2 separate regions of the Homo sapiens genome follow, and region 2 is linked to region 1. Evidence: read pairs that join two places in POLR2A ChIA-PET (ENCODE). Cell type or tissue: K562. All regions are shown on one strand. Links, peaks and the distances in the headings refer to the core of each region. The heading gives the core; the rest is flanking DNA.

Region 1 (5,363 bases), core at 396-4,395:
TCCAAATCTATTCATGCCCCTTAGCCCATCTGGCTGTCAGATCCACAAGAGAAAAAGGCTTAATACCCACAACAGAGCCTTGTTTATTACTTATTTATCTCCCTCCACCCTTGTTCCCGATGGGATTTCAGGCGGCTTACTGAGATGGACAATACGGCCAGATAACATCATTCCTGAATTCCTTAGCAGGGCACACAAAGTCCTTTGTGAGCTGCCAGAATCTATTTCCCCAGCCTCGTCCCTGCTGCCTCCCTGCCAACTCCCCGTGCAAACACACATTCCAGCAACCCCCCACGCTGCCTTAGTTACCCGAATGGTCCATTGCGTTTCCTCTCATGCCTTTGTGGCGTTTTATATGCTGATCTCTCTGCCTGATGAGCCCCTCCCTGGGCAGTCCTACCCCTCTAAGCTGGAGTTCAAGCATGACCTCCTCTGTGAAGCCTTCCTTGATTTCCCGGGCAGATACAGACATTTCTTCTCTCTGCTCACTTACCACTTAAATGTGCATGGTTCCCCCTCTAAATGGAAGCTCCATGAAGCCAGAGACCTTCTCTTTCCAGCTATATTTCCCTTGTGTCTGCTACTGGAAACATGGTAGGTGCCTGATAAATATTTCTTGACTGAATAAATAAAACCTGCCTTTGCCTTCTTTGCCTTCAGAATCTAAGGTGCCTTTAGACCTTAGGTCCTCCTCAACGTGGAGGGTTTATTGTCATTATCAGTAAGTATTCCTGGAATATACCGGCTCTGTGGATGGCATCTGAGCAAGGCACTGGGGGAACCGGTGGGAGATGTCCTGGCAGTGGGGTGACCAGTCTTCTGTTGTATGTTTCTAGGAACGCCGAGGAGGCAGCCTTGACATAAATGATGGGCATTGTGGCACCGGCTTGGGCAGTGAAATGAATGCGGCCCTCATGCATCGGAGACACACAGACCCAGTGCAGCTCCAGGCGGCAGGGGTATGGGAACTGTCCTTCTCTGGGATCCCTGGGGAAAGGCCTTGGGACAGAGGTCAATGGAGGAGATGAGGCAGGAGAGACTCAAACCACACAGATCTGGCTGGGCACGGTGGCTCACACCTGTAATCCCAACACTTTGGGAGGCCAAGGCAGGTGGATCACCTGAGGTCAGGAGTTCGAGACCAGCCTGGCCAACATGGTGAAACCTCACGTCTACTAAAAATACAAAAATTAGCCAGGCATGGTGGCAGATGCCAGTAATCCCAGCTACTTGGGAGGCTGAGGCAGGAGAATTGCTTGAACCCAGGAGGCAGAGGTTGCAGTGAGCCGAGATTGCGCCATTTTACTCCATCCTGGGCAACAAGAGCGAAACTCCGTCTCAAAAAACAAAACAAAACAAAACAAAAATGCACACACAGATCAACGAGAGGTGATGGAATGTTTGGGGAGGCCTGGGGCTGAGCCAGCACCGTCCAGTCTGTTGATCTCAGTCTGGTGCCAGGCCTTCCCTGTTCTCATAGTTCTCAGTTCTAGTTCTTTATCATCTTTATCATAGTCCTTTACCATTGCCTTTATCATTGCATCTTTTTTTTGTTTTTTGAGACAGGGTCTCACTCTGTCTCCCAGGCTCAAGTGCAGTGGCACAATCATGGCTCACTGCAGATTCAAACTCCTAGGCTCAAGCGATCCTCCTGCCTCTGCTTCCCAAGTAGCTAGGTATATTATTTGTAGCGATAAGCTCTTGCTATATTGCCCAGGCTGGTCTGGAACTCCTGGGCTCAAGCAATCCTCCTACCTCAGCCTCCCACAGTGCTGGGATTACAGGCATGAGCCACCGTGCCTGGCCTGTGATCCATCTTGACTTGTGACTTGATTGCCCTAACACCAAGGGCTGTTGTTTGGGGCATGTTGCCCTTCTGTTTGTCACTCAAGATAAAAATACCACCTATTGATGTGGAGAGAGTGGTTCTCAGGGAGTCTATTGGGGCTTTGGACAATAACATCTGTTGGTAAAAGTCCTGGGTCTCCAGAGTGACGCTGGTGCGTTCTGGGAACTTCTTGCTCAGGCCTGTGCATAGGTATCTGATTTAAATTGCAGCAGGGTAGCCGGGCATGGTGGCTCACACCTGTAGTTCCAGCTACTTGGGAGGCCAAGGCAGGAGGACTTCTTGAGGCCAAGGGTTCAAAACCAGCCTGAGCAACATAGCAAGACCCCATCTCTACAAAAAAAGTTTTTTTAAGCTGCAGAGGGGTCAGCCTTCAGGGAATGTTGCTCTCAAAGACTTGGATGTGGTGGGAGGAGCCAGCAGACCCTCCCCTGCCTGCCCAGCCCACAGCTCAGCAGAGCCTCTTCTGTGCTTCCCCCAACAGCGAGTGCGGTGGGCCCGGGCGCTGTATGACTTTGAGGCCCTGGAGGATGACGAGCTGGGGTTCCACAGCGGGGAGGTGGTGGAGGTCCTGGATAGCTCCAACCCATCCTGGTGGACCGGCCGCCTGCACAACAAGCTGGGCCTCTTCCCTGCCAACTACGTGGCACCCATGACCCGATAAACTCTTCAGGGGACAGAAGCTTTTTGTCTGGAGCTGCCCACAAGAAAGAGGGCAAGGAAAAAAGGCTGGACTCCATGACTATATATACATACATCTATCTACATCTGCCTGTGTACACACACAACTTTTTATACTAGTAATTTATTGGCAATTGGGCTGGTAATTAGTTGATGCAAAAGGGAACTCAGGTGGAGAATAATATTGACACTTGCTTTTCTGCCCCCCTCAGGGGTGTGTGGAAGGCAGTGGGGGAGTTGGGAGGGGGGCAGGGAAATGAAATGGAGTTTTGTCCTGGCCTTCAGCTGTCACTGCTTCCTCCTTGTCTTGGGAATTTTCACGGAGAACAGCTAAGCAGAGACCACACCTCGGCACTGGACACAGAACAACAGGGTGGGGTTGAACTTGGTGGGGCACGTTCTAGCTGACCTGCAAGCCCCGCTCACCTGGAGGGCTTGCAGAGCAGCTCTCCTCCTGTTCTCCAAGGGGTGGGCACTGTTGCATTAGGAATTAAGGTGCAGCCCAGTGCTGCGGGCAGCCAAGCGAGTCTGAGCGGGGATGTGAAGGCAGGACGGGGTTGGAGAGACCCTGCCTGTGCAAGGCTGGCCTCCTAGTCAACACCTAGCTGAGACATTCATCTCTGTTCAAATTAATATTCCTTGGGTCTTTCAAATGAATGTTTCAATGTGAGGAGCGAAGTACTGGGAAATCGAGGGATTTTCCACAATCCCCAAGCAGCTTACTCAGTGGAACCTCTGTTTCCCCAGCTATGAAGGAAATAGCATCCTACATTCCGTAAAGTGCTTGAAGAAGCTCTAGCTGAGAATGCTGAATTTTACAGTCATTGTTTTATGGTTACAAGGGTATGTCTTCAGGGCTCTGTTCATTTTCCCTCTTGATTTTCTCTTTTGAAGATGCCTTGCCCAGTGGCATGGAAAGAAGCCCACTTGATGATAGGAGCCTGACTATGAATTGATTGACTAAACATGACCCCAGGTGGAAGCTGGCTTTGACACCAGCTTCCTGTTCAGTCTGACCACTGCTGTCCTCCTGCTGCCCAAGAGTTGCACCTGGAGCAAGGAACCCCACCATGGCTGTCGCTCTCCATCCCATCACGCTAGAATCATGTGTCCAAGGGCTCACTCTGGAGGTGCACAGCACAGGTCAGCCTGGCCAGGGGCGAAGGAGACAGTAGAGAGGAAGCTCAGGGCCTTAGGGGAGGCCGGGTGCAAACCCGTTCTGCACCAAGTGCACTCGGAGTTTGTGGGTATGGGTGTGTACCCCTGCAGGTGTGCACATGTGTGCTTGCACGCACATATTTGTGCACTCCTGTGTGTATACATGTGTGCTTGTGTATGCATATGTGTGCATTCCTGCATGTGTGGACATGTGCGTGCATGCATCTGTGTGTCTGTGTGTGTGCTGAGACAGGAAAGGGGGTGAAAGTGTTGGTGAGGGAGCCTGGAAGTTTTCTCTTCCCCAACCTCTCTTGCTCTAAGGAGGGATGGGGTTGGGGGCAGCCGTTATTGAAGGTGATCGGAGAAGAAAGATTTTCTGACTCAGAAGTGACTGCCAGTGTAGCACAAGCAGTGTCCCTTGTGACTGTGATTCTACAGTTCTCTGATCCTCATGTTTCCTTTAGAGGAAAGAGGAAAAAAGGAACTCTGTGGTGGGTATTGGGAGGGAAAAGAAAATAGCCTGGTGGAGGCAGGAGGGAGTCGAGTGTGAGTAAGGAGCACCTGCAGCTTTTGGAAGTGAAAGCAGAGAGAGGGAAAGGTAGCTAAGACATCCAGGAGGATCAAGGGGCAGCGTGAGAGGCACAGGGGGAGGAAAGGGAGAGGGTGAGTGGGGCCAGGGAAGAGAACGGTGTGGAGTTGGTGGGCAGATGGTGCAGGAGGAGGGCTGGGCAGTGGGGAGAGGAAGAATCAGAGCAGAGAAACCGCTGCTGCGGAAGGCAGGGAGCAAAGAAGCATAAGGAAAAGAACAGGAGAAAGAACAAAGGCAGAGAAGACCTCCTCAGCTATTTTGGTGCTAGGTAATGTGAAATGCTGCAGTAAATAAAAGCCATAAGTAATGTTTGATTTTACAGTATTTACAAACCATATGCTTTAAACAGCCCACAAACTCCATCCAGTTGTCTGATGATGTGGGAGGACCAGCTCTAGTTAGACGGAGGTATGTGATTCGATTCTGGTGGAGACTTTGTGCCTTGAAAGGCTTCTCAGGAAAGCAGTAATAAAACAAAGTGTCCTTGTTTGGCCAGGCCGTGTCTGGTGTCTGCGTTGCATACCCCTCAGGTAGAGAGTGAGAACGAGACCAGGGGGTGACAGGGGTCATCGGCCTGCAGGAGCTGACCCCGTAGGCAGGCGGTATGAGCAGAGCTTTCAGAACCCCTGGAGCTCGGTGTTCTGTTGTAGCAAAAGCTACTGAAGAGTATTTTGTACTGAGATGCCAAAGCATCTTTCCCTTGCTCATCAGCCTCCATTCAGAAGGAAGCGGGAAAGTCACCCAAACCACCTACAAGGAATGAGGGCTCTTAGCGGCCAGGTAAAGAGGACAAGAACCAAACTGTCCACATTATGGAGGGGAGGGGGAAAGAGAGCTCAACCCCCCTCAGCCTCTGGTGCTGCCAGGGGGAGCCCCTCCGCATGTGTCCCCACGGGCCCTAGTTTCTACCTGACAGCATTTCAGCACCAGAGGAGGGTTGAGCCAGCTCCTCTCACCAGCCACAGAACCAGCAGCCAACAAACACATTGTCCCCGAGTTTGGCTGCAACACTCTATGTGACTTGGGAACTTGAAGCTTCCAGAGAAAAGCCAGGTCCTGTTGGACCAGTTGTTGGGTTTTCCTAACCAC
Region 2 (5,363 bases), core at 595-4,594, 340 kb before region 1:
TATGTGTGCTGCGAGGGGGTATGCCTGTGAGGGGTGTGTGGCTGTGAGGGTGTGTGTGCTGTGAGGAGGTGTGTTATGAAAGTATGCGTGCCTGTGAACATGCGTGTGTCTATGAGCCTATGTGTGCCTGTGGGGGTGTGTATGTCTGTGAAAGGGTGTGTACGTGTCAAGAGTGTGTGTGTGCCTCTGAGCGTGTGTGCGTCCATAAAGGGGTGTGCCTGTGAGGGTGTGTGTGTGTGAAGTGTGTGTGTGCGCCTGTGAGGGTGTATGTGTGACGTGTTTGTGTGTGTGCCTGTGAGGGTGTGTGTGAAAGGGTGTGTATGTGTCAAGGGTGTGTGTGCGCCTCTGAACGTGCGTGTGTCCATGAAGGGGTGTGCCTGTGAGGGTATGTGTGTGAAGTGCATGTGTGTGCCTGTGAGGGTGTGTTTGTGAGAGCGCGTGTGTGAAGAGTGTGTATGTCTCTGTGAGGGTGTGTGTATGAAGAGTGTGTGTGTAGCGAGCATGTGTGTGCCTGTGAGGGTGTGTGTGTGTGAAGAGCGTGCGTGCGCCTTGCACGTGTGTGTGGGCGCCTGTGCCTCTCCCTCCAGGTCCTCTTTGCTCCTCCTGGTTCCTCTCCTGCTGTGTGGGGAGTTCATTAAGCTGCTCCCCGGAGGTGGAGGACACTCCCGGTCCCCAGCACCAGCCTGCCCTGGCCTCTGGGAAGGCAGGGATTGACCCTGTGCCCAACATCCCCCTGCGCTCCAATTACAGAGGAGCTCCGAGCGGGCTCCGAGCCTTTCCTCAGGGTCTCCTCCTGCTAGTGGCCACCGCTGGGCAGTTGGGGGAGTGTCGGCTTCCCGCCCCTGAGCCTGATTCCGCTTCTCAGAGGACAGCCTGGTTCTCTCAGAACCAGCACTGGGGAGTTACTGGGAGCACTGGCCCTCCAGCAGCTGGTGTTCCCCTGGAAGGGCCCTGCAGATACTCACAGGCGATTCTGCGGGAGCCGCAGGCTGTTGGAGCACGTGGGGCTTAAAGTCCATTGGTCTAACCCTCATTTCGCGGGACAGACAGTTTTGTCCTCAGGTGCCAGGTCCCCTGCCCAGAGCCACCAGGGGATTAGTGACTTGAGGTGGGGAAGGGGTGGCTCAGGCTCTCAGAAGTGCTTCCTAGAGAGATTTCATAGTTGCCTGGTTTTTTTATTTTCTTTTTTTTAAAATATGATTTTCCTGCAGACATTTCTCCTACTTATGGTTTGAGCTGCTTCTGCCCTGGGACACAGTCTTTTTTTTTTTTTTTTTTGAGACAGCATCTAGCCCTGTCACCCAGGCTGGAGTGCAGTGGCATGATCTTGGCTCACTGCAACCTCCACCTCCCGGTTCAAGAGATTCTCCTGCCTCAGTCTCCCGAGTAGCTGGGATTACAGGTGCCCACCACCACGTCCAGCTAATTTTTGTATTTTTAGTAGAGACGGGGTTTCACTGTGTTGGCCAGGCTGGTCTCCAACTCCTGACCTTGTGATCCACCCGTCTCGGTCTCCCAAAGTGCTGGGATTACAAGCGTGAGCCACCGTGCCCAGCCGGGACACAGTCTTTTCAACAGTAGCCCGTAGCTTTTAGTCTCATTTCTAGAGGGCAAGCTAGAGAGCTGGTGATGGGCGCAGTCAAATGACGGGTTATTAATTGCAAAGCCATGAGGAGTGGGCTGGTTGCCTGCGGTTTAAAAATACAGCAAAGGCTGCAAAGCTCCAGCATGAACAACCAGGAAGATGCAAGTGTGGGTCAGAGAATAAAAGTTCTGGTCTTAGCTCTGCCATATGCCTGCTGTGTGACCTGAGAAGTCCCTTGGCATCTCTGGGCCTCGGTTTCCCTACTCGTACAAACAAAGCAGGAGGATAAACTGGATTAAATACGTGGCTCTCAACTTTGTCCAGGATGAGCGGGGGACATGGACATCATGGTGCTGCTTACAGAATCGTATAAAATACATGTCTCTCCACCCCACCCCTGCAGGTCCTTGTTCAGGCCACTCAGCCTCTGATGGATAAAGAGAGGAAGACAGCAGAGAGGTGGTTGGGGAGGGAGGAAGGAAGCGCCAAATTAGGAGTTGGGAGTCTGGGTTCTGGTTCCTCTCTGTGTGACCTTTCCTAAGTCACCGCCTCTCTCTGGGCCTTGGCAAGATGGGGCTGAATTATCTCTAAATGTGCCCCCGCCCCACCCCACCCCCAGCCTGTACATCTCTCAAGGCACTGCCTTGCTTCCTTAAGCATACTGCCTGAGTCATTTACATATGAAAAGTGCTGTTTTCTCCAGTAAGAAACGAGGGCAGTCACTGCCAAGGCCTGGCCAGAGAGGTGATAGTTCCCCCGACCCAGGCTGTGGCGCAGGGGCGAGGCAGACCCTGGGGAGCTCAGGGGCAGCCCTGAGCCCGAGCTCACAGTCCCTGACAATGCTGTGGGGAAGGCTGCCATCCCCTCGGCTGCACAACCAGCTGGAGGTTTGCTCTGTGCTGTCAGGCCAGGTTCTGGTCCCAGGGCCTCCACCCACTGGCTGTGGGACCCTGAGTAAGCCACGTGCCTCTCCGTGCCTCTATTTCCCCAGCTCTCAAGAGAAGTTAATAATACCCATGTCCATCTGGTTAGGAAGGCTGAAATGCCACCGTGGGTGTAGAGAGCTGCGTGCACAGCCTCGTGTGCCTACGCGATCCGCAGGTGCTGCTGCTAGATAAGGTGCTGGGAGTAGTGAGGGTGGACGTAGAGTGTCAGGGACGTCTTCTCAGGGGCTGGTTTTGGAAGACACTCATCAGCTGAGGGTTGGAGAGGGTGTGCCTGGCAGATAGATTGGCATGTGCAAAGGTGGAGTGGAGGTGTCATCCTGGGCTGGGCATCGTGTGGGTGGGCAGGGGACTGCGTGGCGGGAAAAGGAGAGGGTTGTTCACATCTTCTAGGGAGTTAATTATAATCATAAGTGGCTAAAGTTTTTTTTTTTCTTTGAGACGGAGTCTTGCTCTGTTGCCAGGCTGGAGTGCAGTGGCGTGATCTCGGCTCACTGCAACCTCCGCCTCCTGGGTTCAAGCGATTCTCCTGCCTCAGCCTCCTGAGTAGCTGGGACTACAGGCGTGTGCCACCACACCCAGCTAATTTTTGTATTTTTAGTAGAGACGGGGTTTCACCATGTTGGCCAGGATGGTCTTGATCTCTGGACCTTGAGATCCGCCTGATAAGTGGCTAAAGTTTATCAAGTGCTTGTGACAAGCTCATCACAGTGCTTTACATGGGCAGTGTCATTTCATCTTCACTACAGCTTTAGGAAGTTAGTGGCATTGTGACACCTACTTTCTAGATGGGGAAGCAGGCAGAGGGGTTGACTAGTCTGCCCAAGACCACACAGCTGGCTGGGGACAGAGCTAGGGTTTGAACCCGTGTTCACCTGACCCTACAGCTTTTCACTCTGTGTCAGTATCTCCTTTCCGTTCTTTTAGCGTGTAGGCGCCAGACACCCACTCCCGTCCCCAGTGTCTGCAGGACATCAGGAAACACCCCTGCCCACTTCCAGGGTCAAAGGAGAGAGGTCCCGTGGGCTGCAGTGACACCTCGAGGCCCTCTCTCCTTCCATCTCCCCCCTCAGCCTGGTCTGCTCCAGACCTCTGAGTGCCTTTCACTGTTGGGGTGCACAGGTCTCGTGGTGCTGATCCCCTTTCGGGCTGAAGCCACGAGGCAGGCGGGGGGCCAGGGCAGAGGAGGGAGAGCATCAGCCGCACAGTCTGCAGGATCCTGTGCAGACGCCCCTGTGGACAGCGCCCCGAACGGCACACACATCTCTGAAAGGGGGCCGGGCAGGATGGCACTGTGGTTAGTGCACAGCGGGTGCCAACCCTCACGCCCCAGGCCAAGCCCTTTCCTGCCCAGGTGCCTGCCCAACCAGGGTCATGGTCAGGCCAGCCCTGCTGAAGAGGGGCGAGGAAGGCCTCAGGATTCCTTCTTGGAAGGGCCTTGGGGGGCATTTGTTGGACAGTTCTGAGAGATGCACCTTGAAATAGTTGGCGTGGAAGTGTCGGCATTTTCGCCTGAAGCATGTGTTTACTCTCGGCTTGGGGAGAGCAGAAGGAAAGCTACTGGGCTGTCAGCCCCCACCAGGCCACACCTTGGACTTCAGGGCTGTCTGTTTTAGGCACCCACAAGGGGCTCCCACTTCATCCTGAGGGAGAAAGGCCTGACAGCCCCCATGGGGAAGGAAGAGAGGGAAGGAGGGAGAGAAATGGGGAGATGAAATGAGGGGGGCCAGTTTCCCCAGGGCTGCTCCCTTCCTGGAAGAGGTGGGGCTGGGTGGGTGGGAGAACATCTGGCCAGAGCATCTGGCGAGCGCTGGATTTGGGAACAGGAAAGAGCAGCCTGGACCCTGCAGGGAGAAGTGCTTGGGGGTGGGGCAGGGCAAAGGCAGTGCCTCCCTCTCCCCCTCCCTCAGGTCGAGTTCTGCATTCTGTTCTACAAATCCGGAGGGAGGGAGTGTCCTGGACAGGCCACCAGATCAAAGGACTGGGCCACTGTGTGGATTAACTGACTCATGGATCGATTCCATCATTCATCCAAAGTAAAATCCACCGGGGGTTCTCTGGGCGAGACCCTGGCCAGATGTGGGGCCAAGATCAGGCACAGCCCCTTCCCCAAAGGCTGACAGCTGCAGGCCAGTGGGACGCCTGATCTGATCGGGGCAGGGGCTGATGGGAAAGGGTGCCTACCTGGTCTAGGAGGAGGCTTCCCAGAGGAGGGGGTGGTAGGACACTTGAAGGATGCCTAGGAGTGGTTTGGGGCACAGCAGGTGGGGGGACCTTCAGTGAGACAGCCGGGCCAGCCCCCGAGGGTGTGAGCGCAGCCAGCTCTGGGAGGGACCTGAGGCCTCTCCTGGGATGGGGGAAGTGAGCTGCTGGCTGGCTGAGGTTGGCTTCCTTTCTCAGCAGTGGGCACCAAGGCCCTCCACCAGCCCACAGGCCCCTCCCTGGCTGGGCCTTGGGCCGGCAGCTGTGACCCCGGCAAGCTGGCTGTCTGCTGCCTGGCCAGGCCTCTTGGTGCCCACTGTGCTCCTGATTAGTTGGCGCCGGCAATGGCAGGAGCAGCAGACGGCCTCTCCCAGCCGCCCAGCCCCTTTACTGACCTGGCCAGTCCAGGGAGAGTGGCCCCCAGTGGCCAGGCCACAGCCTCGGCTCCCCTCGCCCCGACTCCACTCTTCTGGGCCACGGGCTGTGCCCTGGCAGAGGCTGGCACGCGTCTGGCAATTTCTACTTGAGCTGGCCTGGCTGGACTGATCTGGGCTGACAGCTCCCCTCTGCCAAGAACACCCCAAACCTCCAGGGGTGATGCCTGTCAGGAAGTGCTTCCTGTTCTTCCTGCC

The links. ChIA-PET counts read pairs that join two places held together with the same protein. Peaks named below come from ENCODE experiments on the same cell type or tissue, not always from the same donor. Only the 100,000 strongest peaks of a DNase experiment are listed, where the experiment ranks them.
Region 2: POLR2A ChIA-PET joins it to region 1 with 5 read pairs; 3 of 35 experiments call an interaction of 5 or more read pairs at or near these places.

Annotation. Positions count from the first base shown.
Region 1 is chr22:39,968,575-39,973,937 of GRCh38, forward strand. GRAP2 (GRB2 related adaptor protein 2) reads left to right here. Exons shown (of 8, transcript NM_004810.4): 7 at 837-959; 8 at 2,331-5,147. The coding sequence ends at 2,510. Among named protein-coding and RNA genes, the nearest start is that of TMA7B, 11 kb to the left of the region's middle. In K562, for the core only: no CTCF peak of the experiment used is centred there; no DNase peak of the experiment used is centred there.
Region 2 is chr22:39,623,649-39,629,011 of GRCh38, forward strand. All of the region lies in intron 4 of CACNA1I (calcium voltage-gated channel subunit alpha1 I), which reads left to right. Among named protein-coding and RNA genes, the nearest start is that of CACNA1I, 56 kb to the left of the region's middle. RefSeq lists enhancers at 2,556-2,850, 3,274-3,823, 3,824-4,372. In K562, for the core only: no CTCF peak of the experiment used is centred there; DNase peaks (open chromatin) are centred at 2,153 and 2,713.